Regions from separate parts of the Mus musculus genome. Here region 2 is linked to region 1. Evidence: chromatin loops called from intact Hi-C (ENCODE). Cell type or tissue: left cerebral cortex. All regions are shown on one strand.

Evidence for each region. Hi-C counts contacts between places; a loop is a spot of excess contacts. Peaks named below come from ENCODE experiments on the same cell type or tissue, not always from the same donor. Only the 100,000 strongest peaks of a DNase experiment are listed, where the experiment ranks them.
Region 2: a loop joins it to region 1, with 2.3 times the contacts of the local background. A loop is called at or near these places in 2 of 42 quality-filtered maps.

The regions. Positions count from the first base shown.
Region 1 is chr8:93,558,393-93,566,392 of GRCm38, reverse strand. It overlaps Gm26843 (a long non-coding RNA gene), which reads left to right. Exons shown (of 10, transcript XR_003947433.1): 10 at 1-408. Among named protein-coding and RNA genes, the nearest start is that of Ces5a, 27 kb to the right of the region's middle. In left cerebral cortex, no CTCF peak of the experiment used is centred here; DNase peaks (open chromatin) are centred at 2,218, 2,606, 3,565 and 4,904; H3K27ac peaks cover 332 bases.
Region 2 is chr8:93,492,408-93,500,407 of GRCm38, reverse strand. It overlaps Ces5a (carboxylesterase 5A), which reads left to right. Exons shown (of 13, transcript NM_001381850.1): 12 at 648-720; 13 at 799-1,345. The coding sequence ends at 1,030. Among named protein-coding and RNA genes, the nearest start is that of Ces5a, 39 kb to the left of the region's middle. In left cerebral cortex, a CTCF peak has its summit at 4,875 (motif pointing right); DNase peaks (open chromatin) are centred at 891, 4,864 and 5,764; H3K4me3 peaks cover 204 bases.

The DNA of each region.
Region 1 (8,000 bases):
TAGCTGGTAGACAGGTTTTCATGGGAAGGTCCCTAGTTCCTGACTTTTTCTGCTTCCTGATCTGCGTGATGCGAATAGCTTCCCATACATGCTCCTATGATGGGGTCCTATTGCTGTGGCCTGAACCACCATGCTAAGCCTTCTCTGTCATAGTGAAATGTCTTGAGACCATGAGCCCAAAGAATTCTTTCACCCTTTACATACACTGTTTCTGCCAGCTATTTTGACCATGCTACCTCAAAAGCAACAAATAAAAATGCTTATAAAAACGTATATGCAAGCAGCCAGGCAACCTTGTGTGTATGCATGGGGCTTAGGCACGGAGCTTAAATCACTCTTGTAAATCTGCTCCATTCAATTTAGTAAAACGTTCTCCTGTCTACTTTGGGTGAGAGATGGCATGGGGAGTTGGGGACCCAGAGAAGACAAAGCTGTCACCCTTCTGCTGGGTGATATGTGAGGTAGTACACTAGTTTAGCTTTCTGTCGCTGTTAGAAGCACCATGGCCAAAGAAAGCAATTTGAGGAGAAAAGGTTTATTTGACTTAGAGTTTCAGGTCACAGCCTGTCACTTAGGAAAGTGTCAGGAGGCCCTCAGCAGGAGCAGAGTCAGGAACAAGTGAGGAACCTGCTTACTGAATTTTTCCCAGGCTTACATTCAGGTGCCTGTTTATTATTTATTTTGTGTTTAGATATTTGTTTACTTTTTTCTATGTATATGGGTGCTTTGCCTGCATGTGTTCCTATGTATCACATATATATCTAGTGCCCTGGGAGGCCAGAGGGTGGCACTGGATCCCCTGGAACTGGAGTTACAGAAGAGCATAAGTAGTCATGTGGATGCTAGGAATCAAATCTGGGTCCTTTGGAAGAACATCCACTGTTCCATCCTTGAGCCATCTCTCTAGCCTCCCTAGCTGCCTTACTTATATATCCGAGGACCACCTGCTCACTCAGAAGTGGGACTACCCACAGTGCACTGGGCCCTCCCATGTCAATCCATCAATAATCAAGAAAAGTCTCACTGGTATGGGACCAATCTGAAGGAGGCACATTTTCAGTTGAGAGTTCTCCATCCCAGATATGTCTAGGACTAGTGGTAGACAAGGAAGGGTCTACTACTGAGTTACATGCTGTCCCTAATTAAATAGATGCTGATTGGGCCTCTGTCCTGATTCCATACACCAAGCTGAGCAGATATCCCCTGAGACTGTACATATGCAAAACACTGACTCTGGCAGACAGAGGGGCTTGCAAGTCCCTGGTGGTTTTTAGCTCAGGCAGTAACTTATTTTTTCTCTCACCAAAGGCAGTTATCCCTGAGTTTAGTAAATGTACTTTTGCCTTCTCCCCATCCTATAAAAGAAGTACTGGTTCGGGGTTCTGTGGTCAAGAACTCCCAGTTCAAGCTCTCTCAACAGAAGTAGAATGGCCTGTTCCAGGCTGGTCTGGTGCCAGAGCCCTGATGGAGGCAGGTTTCTTACTTGCCTCTACTTCCTGTATATTCTTTGTCTCTGCACTTGCACCTTTCCCTTGACCCCAGTACTTTGATAATGATCTGTGCTGGTACACTCATGCCCTGGCCTCGGATTCCACCACCCACATGCCCTTTCTGGGAGGTTGTTTTGTAAAAAAGGAGTTGTCAATGTTGGCATTTCAGATGGGAGACGGACATTTGAGTGGTGCCTTTCATGTTTCCTATAAATTAAGGGATGTTAAGATTGCACCTGATAGCGATCATAATTTGAGGTCTCTGAGACTTCTTTGAGAATGTGTTAGGGACCTGGGTGAGAATCCGAGGTTCTTCTGCTAGGTCACAACCATTTCCCAATAGCCCTGCCTTCCCCCAACCTTTGAGGTACGGGAGAGTATTTAAGATCTAAACTATAGCATCAGGATTTAGAGAAAAAAAGCCAAGTGGGCTCCTCTCCCAAACTCTTCCATGTCTTCTATGGGCAGGTCCTTAAGATGTCAGTTCTGAGGGGGAGGAAAGTGGTAGACAGTGGTGCCAACATGCCATTTCTTCCTACCCAAGGAAGGGCGACAGCCATTTTTAGGACTTGCCAAATGTCACATCAAGTATCGGGTAAGAAAGTCCCTATTGCTAATCCACGCCCAGTGACCATGTCCTCCCCCCAGGTGAGCGCAGCCACCTTTCGGGAGTAGATGTGCACGTTTTTCAGAACCTGCCTTGGCTGGTTAGTTGGTGAGGTTTTTCTGCTTCATTATAAGTAGAACATCAGGCATCTTTAGTAGCTTTTGGCAGGCGAAGGATCAGAGCTGTACTCAGCATCCAAATGTAGAGTCAGAAGGCTCAGAATCAAAGGGAAGGCATTTTGTTTGAAGTCAATTCTCAGGTCATCATACAGCGGTCCTGCCATTTACGGGAACTGGGATGAGGAATTTTGGCTGCTGTTGGTTGTCTTGTGCTGGCAGACAGTCCCAGAACACCCAGAACCTGATTGTTGGCTTCAAAACTAAAATAAAAGCTATTGATATGGAAGAACTAAAGAAGGACAGCTCCAGCGGGGTCAGCGTACTGTTTTCAGATATTCCGGGTTTGCCTTTATCCCACATAGAACATGAGATGCCCGTGTTTGCCATGGAAACCGCCGGAGGGAAGCTGGGAGGATGTAGAACTTGGCAGGTGATTCTAGCCTACAGTATAGCTGGCACCCAGTGCACAGGAAAGATGAGTGACACCTGAGAAGTCTGGAGGAGCCAGATCCAAACAGCAGGTGCATCTTACCAGCAATGGGGAAATCTCTTCTCCAAACTGTAAGGCTGGGCAGCTTGGTGTATTTTGGACACGTGGGGTTAATTTTAGCTCCCCATTGAAGCTTTAAAAACCAAGTGAGGAGCTTAAGAGATGGCCCTGTCAGTAAAGTGGGGCTTGAGTTTGAATCCCTAGTATCCATATCAAAGCCAGGTGGTGCACCTATGACCTCAGTGCAGAGGGAACAGGCAGAGTTAGGGAAATCCTTGGAGCTTGGCGGTTAGTCTAGCCAACCAACACACGTGCGTGCTGGAGCTTGCACAAAATACACTTCTTACAGTGTTCTCAACATAGTATGTACTATCTCTCTGTCTGGGGAAAGACCCTCTTTATTTCCTGGGTTTCCTTGTCATTCCATGAATGTGTATAGTTAGTTACACTGCCAGTATACTTTAGTGTTTAGAAGTGTACTTCTAAAAACAATATTCTGTTATTGGACAGAGATACTGGTACTCAGGATTCAATACTGGTGCCAGCACAAGGTACAGAGGTTGAGTTCACACTGGTAGGTGAGCACCCACACAGCTCTTCCTGGCTTTTGGCTGAAGGAGGGTGAGCTTGTATCTCCTCAGCCTAACCCCACTCGTTTGCTGGCTCCATTTCCCCTGGGAACCAGACTTTGCCCTGGGCTTTGGGCTCAAGCCCCTGGAAGCACCTATAGCTTCACATAGTAATTTTTCCTAGACTCAAGCTCTCTCCTCTCCTCGGTCAGGCTCCTTCCCAGATTTTATTATGGGATGGCACTGAGCTCATTCTTCCAGACTTCGAGGCTCCTTGTCTATCTGGGGCAGAACTTTTATTCCTGGAGAGGAGAGTCGTGGACTTCCCACTGAGTATCTCAGCTGCCTTTTCTCTCTGTCAACATATGTGAGAGGGTCTGAATCGCCCTTAATTCCCTGCAGCTGGCCTCACTCAGCACGGCTGCTGGAAGACATGATTCTTTTGTTCCCTTGTTTTTTTCTTTAAGCAAGTAATTTTTTTTTTTTTTGAGTTCTGGGTGGGTGTCATCTGCAGTTTTTAGGGAAAAACTCCCTCTCTGAAAACTTCTGGGCAGGACATTAAAACTGCTGGTGGGGAAGAGGCCATTGCCTGTGATTGGTGAATGAGACTACCACCAAGGAAGTAGGGCAAGGGGTAGTGCCTTTGAATCTGCATCCATATTCTCTGCTGTGTGATCTTGGGACATCCCTGGCCTTCTCTGGGCCACATTCTTACATCTGTAAGGATGGGGTTGAGTTTAATTAAAGGTTTTCAGTTAAAAACAAAAGCCCACTCTCAGTGGTCTTCTGGTGAACCAGGGTTTCAGGAAAAAGAGTTTCAAACTCTGTACATTCAGAGTTTCAATACTCTCAGCTCGAAACTTCCCCATGGACCCAGGATCTTTATGCGTTTTAGTCAGCTCTATGCTGCTGCTTTAAGAGTCAACCTAAGGACAAAAGACTTGACTCATATTCCAAACATTTTAGTCCAAGGTTATTTGACTCTGTTTTTCCGTTTCTCGACCTGTGACCATGCAGGACATAACAAACACGGTAAAGCAAGGAAGCTAGGAGAGAGAGAGAGAGAGAGAGAGAGAGAGAGAGAGAGGATGGGAGGAAAGGAACAAGGGAGGGAGGGAGGAAGGGAGAGGGGGCAGTCCTCAGGGATTTACTCCATTCAAATAGGTCCTACCTCCTGAATGTCTATTACCACCCAATAGTCCATCAATTTTTATATGTATAGCATTAATGAAGTCAGAGTCCCCATGATGCAATAAATTCCTAAGACCCCTCCCCCCCACCTCTGAATATTGCAACATTGGAGACAAAGTCTTCAATACACAAGCCTTTAGTGGACACTGCATCTAAACCATAACGCCTCCCTTTAGATACATACTGAAACACACTTTCTTGTTTTATGTGGTTCTGAAACCTCTGAGTTTTGAAGCTGAAGAGGTCAAGTGGAATGGTCAGTATCCTCAAGACTGTGGTAAAACTTGCCTGGGGTTGGGAACTTCCTACGAAAGAAGCCTGAAGCCATGGATCTGGTAGTTACTAGTAGGAGTGTGGAACCCAAGAACAGATTTTCTGGGTTTCTGCTCTAGATTGGATCTGAGATATTGCTTCAAGGCTTGGCTTCCTCCAACCCGTGGGTGGCAGAACCTTTAAGAAGTGGGGCATAGTAGGATATCTTTAAACCACTGGAGGTGTGTCCTCTAAGGAGACTGTCTCTGCATGGAAATGAGGACATAACCATGCTAAGGTCTAAAGAGAAGGATTTATTGTAGGACTCGAGGGGAGAGTAAAGCCAGAGGCATCTGCAAGAGTCCAGAGCAGTGAGAGAAAGAAGTCAGCAGTATGAACTGGGCCATGAGATGAGAGACATGGCATGGAAGGGGTGGCAAAAGAAGAAGACAAGAGAGAAGGGAAAGAGGTCATGTGGATCAAGAAGGAAGCTGAGGACTGAGAGAGTAGAGGGAAGAGAGGGCAGAAAGAGAGAACCAAGGGAGGGCATGACCAAAATGAAAGCCTCTGTGTTGTAGACATTTAGGGTAGGGGCTGGTTATTACCAGCCAGTATGACTCTGTAACAGGTACTTGCTGAGAAAGCCTAGAGACCAGCATGTGCTTGGGTGTGCTAAGAGGCACCTTGATGGGCTATTTGTCCTGAGATTATTTGGGACCCGAGAGTCTCTTTCCCGTTCTTTGTGCTTCCATGGCTGCTATATGGCAGGCATGTGGCTAGCCCTACCTTACACTCTCACTAGGATGCACTCCCTTGCTGCAGGTCATGAAACAGCCAGGCCAACTCATGGGAAGCTAAAAATATCTCCAAAACTGCTACTTAACATGAACTCGCCCTCTTTCTAAGTCAATTATCTCAGATGGTTATAGTAATATAAAGTCACTAACATATTTACCCCAGTTTAACTACCTTTTCTCTGTGTGCCCCAAACCTGTCCAAATCTCAATTGTCTTTATCACAGCTTGTCTTCTGTTAAAGTTACCAGCACTTGCATGAACCACCTGGCCCAAATCTAAGTTCTATCGGGTAATCTTTATGCCTCAGTTTCTTTGTATGCTTCCCACCTCCATCTAGTTTTCACTTATTAGCCATTTCGTGAAGTTAATGGGCATGTGGTTTCAGTCCTTTCCAAGAATGAACAGGTAAACAATATATTGATATATGATGATAATGCATCCCATTCTATTCCTTCCCCGCTGGCCATTTCTCATTCAGTTAGCCGTTATCCTGTATCCATCAATTCAAGGAAGAATGGGTTCAGCATAAAACAGCAAAAATAATGAGAGTCAGTTGTAGAAGTGTGAAGTCTCAAAGCCTTAGACTCCAGTAGAGTAGAGAAATCTTATACTCATGAGTAAGTTTGTGATTGAAATCAAGTGGTAGTGATAGGGAAGTCAACTCCATGATGTGGTGTCATGTGCTTGATGTAAAAATATGTTTTGAATTGGAGAAGAATAGGGCTCTGTTTGTGGTGTTTCTGAGTTTGTGGACCAGGATTCCCACTTCTATGCTAAGCCTGTGGTGTACAACTCTTATCTATGACAGATTCCCTTCTGACTGGTTCTTTCCTAGTGGAAATCAGAGAGGATTCACCTGGATGAAAGAGCTTATATCATCAGCTGACAGTGTTTTCAGGACTAAATCTTGAGCTAGGGCTTTGGCCACTAGATGAGTACAATGGGCTAACCAAACATATTAGTCAGTGTTAGGAAAGTGTCCAGACGAGCAGATGTTGAGTAGCAGCTGGAGCACTGGTCATCTGTGCTTGACAGTGAATGAATGAGGACATGGCCCTGACTTCCATCATTCTGGGTATATGGCCAAGGAGTTGACTATTTTTCATTTATACTAATAAATAGTCATCAGAACCACCTAGAAACGAGACCCATCCTATTAACTTATCCTTCTGCAGGTCACTGAAATGTAAATTCATTGACTTTAGGGAGCGAAGAAGTCAAGCTCAAGGGATATCTTCACACATCTGTAAGCATGTGATCAACAGATCACAACTCAAAACATAGAATCTCAAACAGTCTCCTGTGTTCTTCTCACTCCTCAATACTCACCACCATGTAGTTACTGTTTGCAACTATTTTATAATAGAATTTCCTACTGAGGAAGCTTTAAAATTTTCTTAAGTATAATTTATTATGTTTCTCTTTTCTGGATGTTATATTTTATATTCTCCTTTGAAAATTTTTGCCTGTTCTAGTACCACAAATACATTCTCCCCAAGTTCACATTTGAGTCTACAGCTCATCTTTGACTAATTTTTGTATGTGATGAGTTAGGGTGAAAGTTCCTTTATAGTAAGTGAGCCTTGACACTGTGTAGCATAAGTCTCCAAACATTTTCCAACATGCCTTGGTTTTTCCAAATAAGATTAGAATCACCATTTCAATTTCCAACAAAACAAAATGAAACAAGCCAGCTGGACTTTTCATTCGGATTCAACTTACTCTATAGTTTAGTCTGAGAAAATTGACGTCTGCGATGATTAATCTTCATCATTTACTTGCCAGGATTTAGAACTATTTAGGAGATTGGGGAAGTACATTTCTGGGAATGTCTGGGAGGGTGTTTATAGACAAGTTTAACTGAGGGAAGACCAATGCAGGTGGCTATAGTCCCAGATGAAATAGAAGGGAGGAAAGGGGCACTTCCAAGAATGCATTTCTCCTGTCTGCTTCATGGCCTGCTAGGATGTGAGCATCTGTGCTCTACCATGATCTACCCTCCATGGCACATGGAAATCTCTGAAACTAGGAACCCAAGTAATCATTCCTTCCTCAACTTGTTTCTGTGATATATATTTTGGTCAGAATGAAACATAAGCCTCTTACTAATATTGAGTCTTTGAACCCTTGAACACATTTTTTCCATTGTTAACTGAGATCTCCTTTAGTTTCTCTTAGCGATATTATAGAATTTTAGCATAGAAAACATTCAAATCTTCTATCTAACATATTGAATATTTTATATTTTGATTCAACCATACTTTGAATTTTGAAATGCTCAGCTTCTTTGTTTATAAAGAATAGAAAATTGCTTTTCATATGGAAAGAATGTTCCCATAAATTTAGTAAGGATTGTTTTTCATCTATGGTAATAAGTAGTTAGCAGAATTGGTTATAAGTTTGTTCAACTGGCCAATGATTGCTTATTGCAGTGATTATACCATTTCAAACCATGAAATTATTGTTAATATTTTGTTTCTGAAAA
Region 2 (8,000 bases), 66 kb after region 1:
AGAGAGGTGTGTCTACCTGTGCCATGTGCCCATCTTCCTAAATGGATCCAAAACATTGATACCAGTGCTTGCCTTTGATCTGGCAGCTAAGTTTCTGCAGGGAAGTGATAAGATTTACCTGTCCCGTGTGAGTTATAGCAAGTGAGGGAGAAGTGATTTACGTGTGTGTGTAGGGGAAGGGGTTGCCGATGCTATATGTAAAATGACATTGTTTTATAGATAGTCTGTAATATCTTTGGAATTTATTATTGTCCTGGGGCATCTTGGAAACAACCTTTAGCAGATAGTAGTGAATGGCTGGAGAGACAGAGAGAGACAGAGAGAGACACAGAGAGAGACAGAGAGAGTCAAAGAAACTAAGAGACAGAGAGACATAGAGAAACAGAGACAGTCACACACACACACACACACACACACACAGAGAGAGAGAGAGAGAGAGAGAGAGAGAGAGAGAGAGAGAGAGAGAGAGAGAGCTCTGCGTCCAAATGGGAATGGGTAGAGCAGAGGACCAATGAGAAAGGTGTGCTCAGCCTGCATTGTATGGAAACCAGGATTCCTTGTGAGGTGCCGGACTGGGCTCAGGGATAGAAGGCGTCTTGGGATCGTTGTGAAGCAGGTAAGCAGTTGTTTCTGTTCATCTCCTCCAGAGGAAGCCACCGAGGAAGAGAAGTTGCTAAGCAGGAAGATGATGAAATACTGGGCTAACTTTGCCAGGAGCGGGTGAGTGAGCCAGCCAGCCTCCCTGCAGTTGGTTGTCTGAGGATGGCTATCTTACTGGATGACTGCTCTCACTTCCAGGGATCCTAACGGTGCCGACCTGCCTCCGTGGCCAGTCTATGATGAGAATGAACAGTACCTGGAACTGGATGTGAACATCAGCACTGGGCGGAGACTGAAAGACCAGAGGGTGGAGTTTTGGACAGACACCCTCCCCCTGATCCTGTCTGCTTCCAAAGCGCTGCTCAGTCCCACGTTCTCCTTAATCCTCCTATCACTACTGTCGCCTGTCCTTCTCTCCGCTGCTTCTTAGAAGTCATCAGTATTTGGTTCTGATTTTCTTCTGTCGAAGTTTCTCCCTCAGCCATTATCCCTGTTCCCAGCTGAGCTGCTTTCCTGGGGATTTCTGTGCGCTAATCTGCTTTAGCTGGTGTTTTATGGGCTTAGGGATGAACCTCATAAAATTCTTTTCAACATCAAAAAAAAAAAAAAAGAAAAGAAAAGAAAAATTCAATTTGTCTTGGAAGGTAATGAAATTTTCTCAATGAGTCTGGAGGAGGGCTGGCCCATTACTTGTCACAGAATGATCCCATTACTCATATGAAATAAAACCAGAATGCAAAATGTATGCAGGGAACACAATTTAATTTGTTCTCATAAATCCCCTTCTACTACCCCTTCCCCCAGCACTCAGGATGCAGCTATCGGATACAATAGGAGTCCTTTAGCCCCAGTGTAGTGTAGCTTTTAGTATGAGCCACGTCTTGGCACCTCTTGGTTTGAGCTGTGTCTTAGTGGGATGTGTGGGGGAGGGGCACCTGCTGGGAAGGTTCTGCTCTGACATCATTCAAGGTCCAGGGGTGTGGAGGTCTAAAGCCAGACAGCAAGGGTCAGGCCAAGGACAAGAAGAAAGGAGGCTTCGATGATGTGGTTAAAGGTGATTCCCCAATTCATCAAAGCTACGCCAAGTGCATCATATATGCCAGGTATGTCCCCAATGGGTACAGTGGGGTTTAGGAAAGATCCACATCTCTGAAGATCTTATGGTGTAAGTTTAGTGAGTGCTACTCAGGAAAGGCAAGGTGTGTTAAGATTTAGAAGAGAGGGAACTTGATTTAGAGCAAAGCTGTAGGGTCCCTTTGGAGAACTCACATTTACGAGAAAAAGGATAGAATCAAGTTAGCCACCTGGCAGAGATGTGTGTGTGTGTGTGTGTGCGTGTGCGTGTGTGTGTGTCTGTCTGTCTGTCTGTGTGTTCTTGTCACCATTCGAAAACAGTAAGGTGACACTCTTACTCTTTATATCCCTCCTGTATACCTGGATAACTGGTCCCAGTGTCTTGTTTTTGCTGTGACCGCTTCAGGATTATACATGATGTACAAACAAGTTTCTGTGATGACAGTAACTTTGGGTTTATCTGGCTCAAACATCTCCAACTGACAGACTGGCTCGGACTGCCCAGAAGTACATTTTTCAGACCACGCCAAAAAAAGAAAAAAAAAATGTAATTGGTAGTGGGCTAATTTTATTGGAGGAACTCTGTATTCAAAGCTGTCATTTCAACTTCTCTAGGAAATAAAAACAAATTCTGGAGTCAGCAGAGTCCTGATCGCATGTGCTGGGAACCCTTGGAGAGCTTTGGTACACGTTGGAAGACAGGTCTTCCTCAAGACTGTCTCTGATATCATTCAGGAAGCTGTCATGCTCTTCCAGAGCCAGTCTCTCTCTGCCTCTACTTACTCTCTGAATGCACCATCCAACACTGTGGGCTGTCTCTAGCTCAAGTGGTTTTGGAATAGGTAGATCAGAGATACCTGGATCTCTCTATGGTTCTAGAAAGAGGTCCCTCCATTAGTAAGGGAAATGGAAAATTTCATGACCTCTGCAGTTGTTGAGAACTCTTTCTTATCTTGATGTTTGGAAAAACTATCAGCTAGAAGCACTTATTTAAAACAAAACAAAACAAAACAAAACAAAACAAAACAAAACAAAAAAGTTACAGGGTTGGGGCAGTCAATAGAGTGCTTGTTTTCCAAGTGTGAGCAACAGACTCCACATACAAATTTTGGGTGTTGTAGTAAGCACCCCTAATCCTCATGTTGGGGAGGTGGAGACTAAAGGATCCCTGGGTCACTGGCCAACCAATCTAGTCTCATCAGTGAGCTCCAGGACTGTGAGAGACCCTGTCTTAAAGGGCATGGGCTGCATTCCTGAGGGAGGGTGACACCTGATACTGTCCTTTGTTTTCCACATGCACACACATGTGTCATGTATACACATGTGAACACACATGTGAACACAATGCATTATGTTACTACTACATAAAACAATATTGCATGCTTCATTTACACTGTCCATGTCCAGCATCCTTGAGTAGGGTTCTAATTTTGGCAAGTGTCTTTCTAGTGACATTTCCAAGTCACCCAGACATAGAGGCCTATCCCTTTCTCTTCACATGCAATCTGATGTGTTGTGGATTTGAAGTTGACATATACACGAAAGTTTGTGTATCTTAGGGTTACCAATGCTGTGAAGAGACACCATGACCAAGGCAACTCTTATAAAGGACAGCATTTAATCAGGGCTGGCTTACAGTTTCAGAAGTTCAGCCCATTATCATCATGGCAAGAAACATAGCAGCATCCAGGCAGGCATGGTGATGGAGGAGCTGAGAGTTCTACATCTTGTTCCAAAGGCAAACAGGAGAAGACTGGCTTCCAGGCAGCTAGGAGGAGGGTCTCAAAGCCTACCCCAAAGTGACGTATTTCCTCTAATAAGGCCACACCTACTCCAATAAGGTCACATCTCCTAATAGTGCTACTCCCTGGACCAAGCAAATTCAGACCACCTCATGATGTCTTTTTGTTTGGTTGTTTGGTTGTGACTCCCCTCTTTGGGCTGTAGAGGAATCATTTTGATGAATATTCTAGTATCCAGTGGCTGACCAATCTCCAGGTACAATGAAGTAGAAGCTCCCTGCATGGGCCCCAGACATCTTTATTTTCAGTTCACTGATATTTGATGCTCACTTTGATTCAGAATCCACAAGTCCATGCTCGGTCTACGTATACTTCCTCTTCAGAAGTCTGTTTTAAATCCTGGACTAGAATGAATGTCTTCAGACATGTTTCATGTATCCTGGTCTGGCCTTGAACTCAATACATAATTGAGTGACTCTGGACTCCTACCTCCTAGGTGCTAGGATTATCAATATGTGCTTTCACTCCTAGCTTTGCAGATGTAGTTTCATGAGTTATTTTGGGAATGATTATTATTTCATTTTAAAACAATATTTATGGAATCAAGATATTTTTAAGGGCTGAATGGCTCAGTGGTTAAGAGCACTGACTGCTCTTCCAAAGGTCCTGGGTTCAAATCCCAGCAACCACATGGTCTCTCTTTTCTCCCCTCCCCTCCCCTCCCCTCCCCTCCCCTCCCCTCCCCTCCCCTCCCCTCTTCTCTTCTTTTCTTTTCTTTTCTTTTTCTGAGACAGAGTTTCTCTGTGTAGCCCTGGATGTCCTGGAATTCACTCTGTAGACCAGGCTGGCCTCGAACTCAGAAATCTGCCTGCCTCTGCCTCCCAAGTGCTGAGATTAAAGGCGTGTGACACCACTGCCAGCCCTGTGAGCTATTTTAATTCACCAACTGGAAGACCACAAACCTTCCTTCTCATCTGCAATACAGTATGCAGTTCATAGCAGCCATCTATGCTTTCCCTCATTGTACAAAATGTAATAATTTTATTATTTGAAGCTAAATACGTTTTCTTCTTCTTCTTCTTCTTCTTCTTCTTCTTCTTCTTCTTCTTCTTCTTCTTCTTCTTCTTCTTCTTCTTCTTCTTCTTCTTCTTCTCCTTCTCCTCCTCCTCCTCCTCCTCCTCCTTCTTCTCCTTCTCCTCCTCCTCCTCCTCCTCCTCCTCCTCCTCCTCCTCCTCCTCCTCCTCCTCCTCCTCCTCCTCCTCCTTCTTCTTCTTCTTCTTCTTCTTCTTCTTCTTCTTCTTCTTCTTCTTCTTCTTCTTCTAGAAAGCCTTTTTAGCTATCCCACTCCCGATCTTGAGCCCCTTTCATTAAATCAAAACAAGATCAAGATTTAGGAACAAAACTCATCTGTGCCTGTGAATCTCGTAGTGTCCAGCAGATGGCAGCACGAAAACAAGGAAAAGGTGCTTCCTCCTGCTGGAGGCTCAGGGCAGCTGAGCAACACTGTACACACCTAGGATGGAAAACAGGCACACTGAATTAGAAAGAGCAATATCTTCGTCTTTCATTTTTGCTGTAACATTTGGCATGGGAAGCGGTGTTCTACGTGACCCAAAAGGCAAGACTCACAAGCAGAAGAGAGGTTGATCAAGGTCTGAAGTGGTTTGTTTTGTACTTTCTGCAAAGTTCCGGAAGAGCTTCAGGTGAGGCCAAGCTTCCTCCCAGGCCGACCTTTTCTTCTGTTCTCTAGACGGCCTCCGAACTGAGGATCGTTTGCTCAAGTCAAAAGCCCAGTTCTCCTCTCCTCAGCCTCTGGCCAGAGATGCATAGCAGCTTCCATCTTTCTTAGAGGTGGGGAGAGAGTAAGGATTGTGCTCAGTCTTACACTGGGGAAGATACCATGCCTGGTACTTCCCCAGACATCTTGCCCACAGCTGAGAGGGAGGCCATTTTGCTCATAACCTTTGCTTCCTGCAAAAGTTAAAAAGTGTGCCTCATTTGTTCCCTGGGAAGGAAAGGGTAGAAAAACAAACAAACAAACAAATAAACAAACAAAAACTAGAACGGCAACAGCAACAAAACAAGAATAAATATAAGGAGGAGGAGAAAGAGGAGGAGGGAAGAGGAGAAGGAGGAGGAGGAGGAGGACATCGTTGTCATCATCATCAACAGCAGCAACAACAACGACGATGTACGTTGCCATTCGAGTGTGTCAAATTAGGACACTCTTACTGAAGAGCGTTGGCTGGAATGGATTGGAGCTCATGTGTAGACTTAAGGGTGACTACTAAGGGAACCTGCCAGGAATAGCGCTGTGAGAGGGAGAAGGCAAGTGTGGGGAAGCAGCTGAGCAGTGCACAGTGTGCTTGCGAAGATAAGGTTGCCGGAATACATGTGAGAATCTATGGGGGCAGCTTTCATGCTCTGATCTGCAGGAAATAATTAGGAAAAAAAGCCAGAAAGTCCTATTAGTCCATCTTCCGTTGCCATAACAACATACTTGAGGCTGAGAGGCTCGCAAAGATAAAAAAGCTTATGGAACCCACAGTCATGGAGTCCAAGAGCATAGTGTTGGCAACTGCTTGGCTTTGGTGAGGACTTCAGGGTAGATGTAGATGACACTGCAGTCATGGGAGCACGTTCAGAAGAGAGCTCCTGCCGGGAAGATAGTCTCACCTGTGAACAGCAACATCAATCTATTCTGTCCTTCCATGTTCAACAAATACCACAGCTGAAAGAGTTGGAGAGTCGGATACCCTGTCCAAATTCTGTCTCCTGGGTGGAAGCAGACCCAGAGAGAAGTCTTGCTTTGCTTAATTAAGCCTTGAATTCCTGGCCTGATTTCCATCAGGGATGGACAGGGACATGGAAGTTGTAAGCTGACATAAATGCTTTCCCCCCCTCAACTTGCTTTTGTTGAAGGTGTTTAACACAGTTGCAATAGCAACTTCACTGTGCCCAGCACAGAATCTAGAATCTGGAATTGTCCAGAGAATTAAGCACCTGGCCTAGGTTCTGACAGCGATCGATCACTGAAGCTCAGGAGGTGACTGCGGTGACCGTGACTCTTGATCAATCTAGTGCCTGTCACCTAGCTGGCGATAGTGGTCAAGATAGTTGTCGTATGTTACCAAGTGACTATCGATGGTGCATTTCCCACACAAGTAGTCTGTTTTCAGGTATGGATCATTTTGCAGACAGAGAAGTAGGCTGTTAATGTTTCCCTACTTAACTAATTTTTATTTTGTCATCATTTATTTTTTTAGTACACTGACATGTTTCCCACAATTACTTTTAATTTATTGCATGTAATACTGGCTTTCCATTTATAAAAATGAGTGTCTGAAATTGAAAAAATAATTAGTGCTTTTAAAGAACTTTAAAGAAGACACAGTGACGGAAATGGTCTGCTGATACAGTGTGAACCTTCAAATATAAAGCAGAACGGGCGGGAGTGGGGGAGGGGGTTGAGTTTAGGGAGGAGATGCCCCTCTGAAAAGCATGCCCAGCAACTTATTTCCTCTCCCCAGAGCCCCTCTCCTTGCAGTGCATTCGGCTGTGGCTTCATCAAAGGGTGGTTAAGCTGCCGAAGTCAGTCCCTTCATGATCCACTCAGCTCAATAGCTCTGTGACCTGGGGCCAAGTATTCAACACTTAAAAGATTTAGTTAGCCATGTGATGAGGGAACTAATGTCAGCAGCTTGGGGAAGTGCATGATCACGTCTGAACTTGAAAGCCTAGCACCATCAGGGATACCAGGCCACAGAAACTGGGAGATGTATCCTAATATCCTAGCTGAGCAACTTTGTGGCTTCAAGTTGCTCTACAGTTGTTGCACCTTCTTCTTAGGGCCAATTATATCTGACTCTGAGGCTGGAGTTCTACAATGGAGGAAGCCTTATATATAAAGTTGGATATGTTTATGCACATCTGCCATGGATTTGTTACAGACTGTTCAGATGAAAGAGAATAACCATGGCTTGGTGGCCCTAAAGGACTTCTTAGAAACTCTTTGAAGGAAGGTGGTGTTTTCTGCTACATTAGACATAAACATGGTCTGTTTATGCAGGGCAGTGATTGAGTTTTGGGGCGGGGACAGCACATCCTTAAAGTGAGCACAGAGAAGTCAGAGAATTGTTGCAGTATCATGATGCACACCTCTCTCTCCTCCTCTCTCCTCTCTCCTCTCTCTCTCCTCTCTCCTCTCTCCTCTCTCCTCTCTCCTCTCTCCTCTCTCCTCTCTCCTCTCTCCTCTCTCCTCTCTCCTCTCTCCTCTCTCCTCTCTCCTCTCCATGGCTTATGGTGAGTCCCCTGAAACACAAATATATAGAAGCCCTGTTCCAGAGAAGAGGTGGGAAGAAATGTAAGGGATGATGGTTTTGGTTCTGTAGCATGCCGTGCTCTCTGAACTCAGACTTGACGTTGGAGGAATTGTGTCCAACTAGTCTCAGCTGTGAAAGATGACACAGAAGACCATAAAATCCCTGAGATCTCTGCAGGCATCAGGCTCAGAAGGCCAGTGTACTAACTGTAGGCGTCACACAGGGGGATTAAAGGAGATTAGATTAATTTTCTTCTCAATTC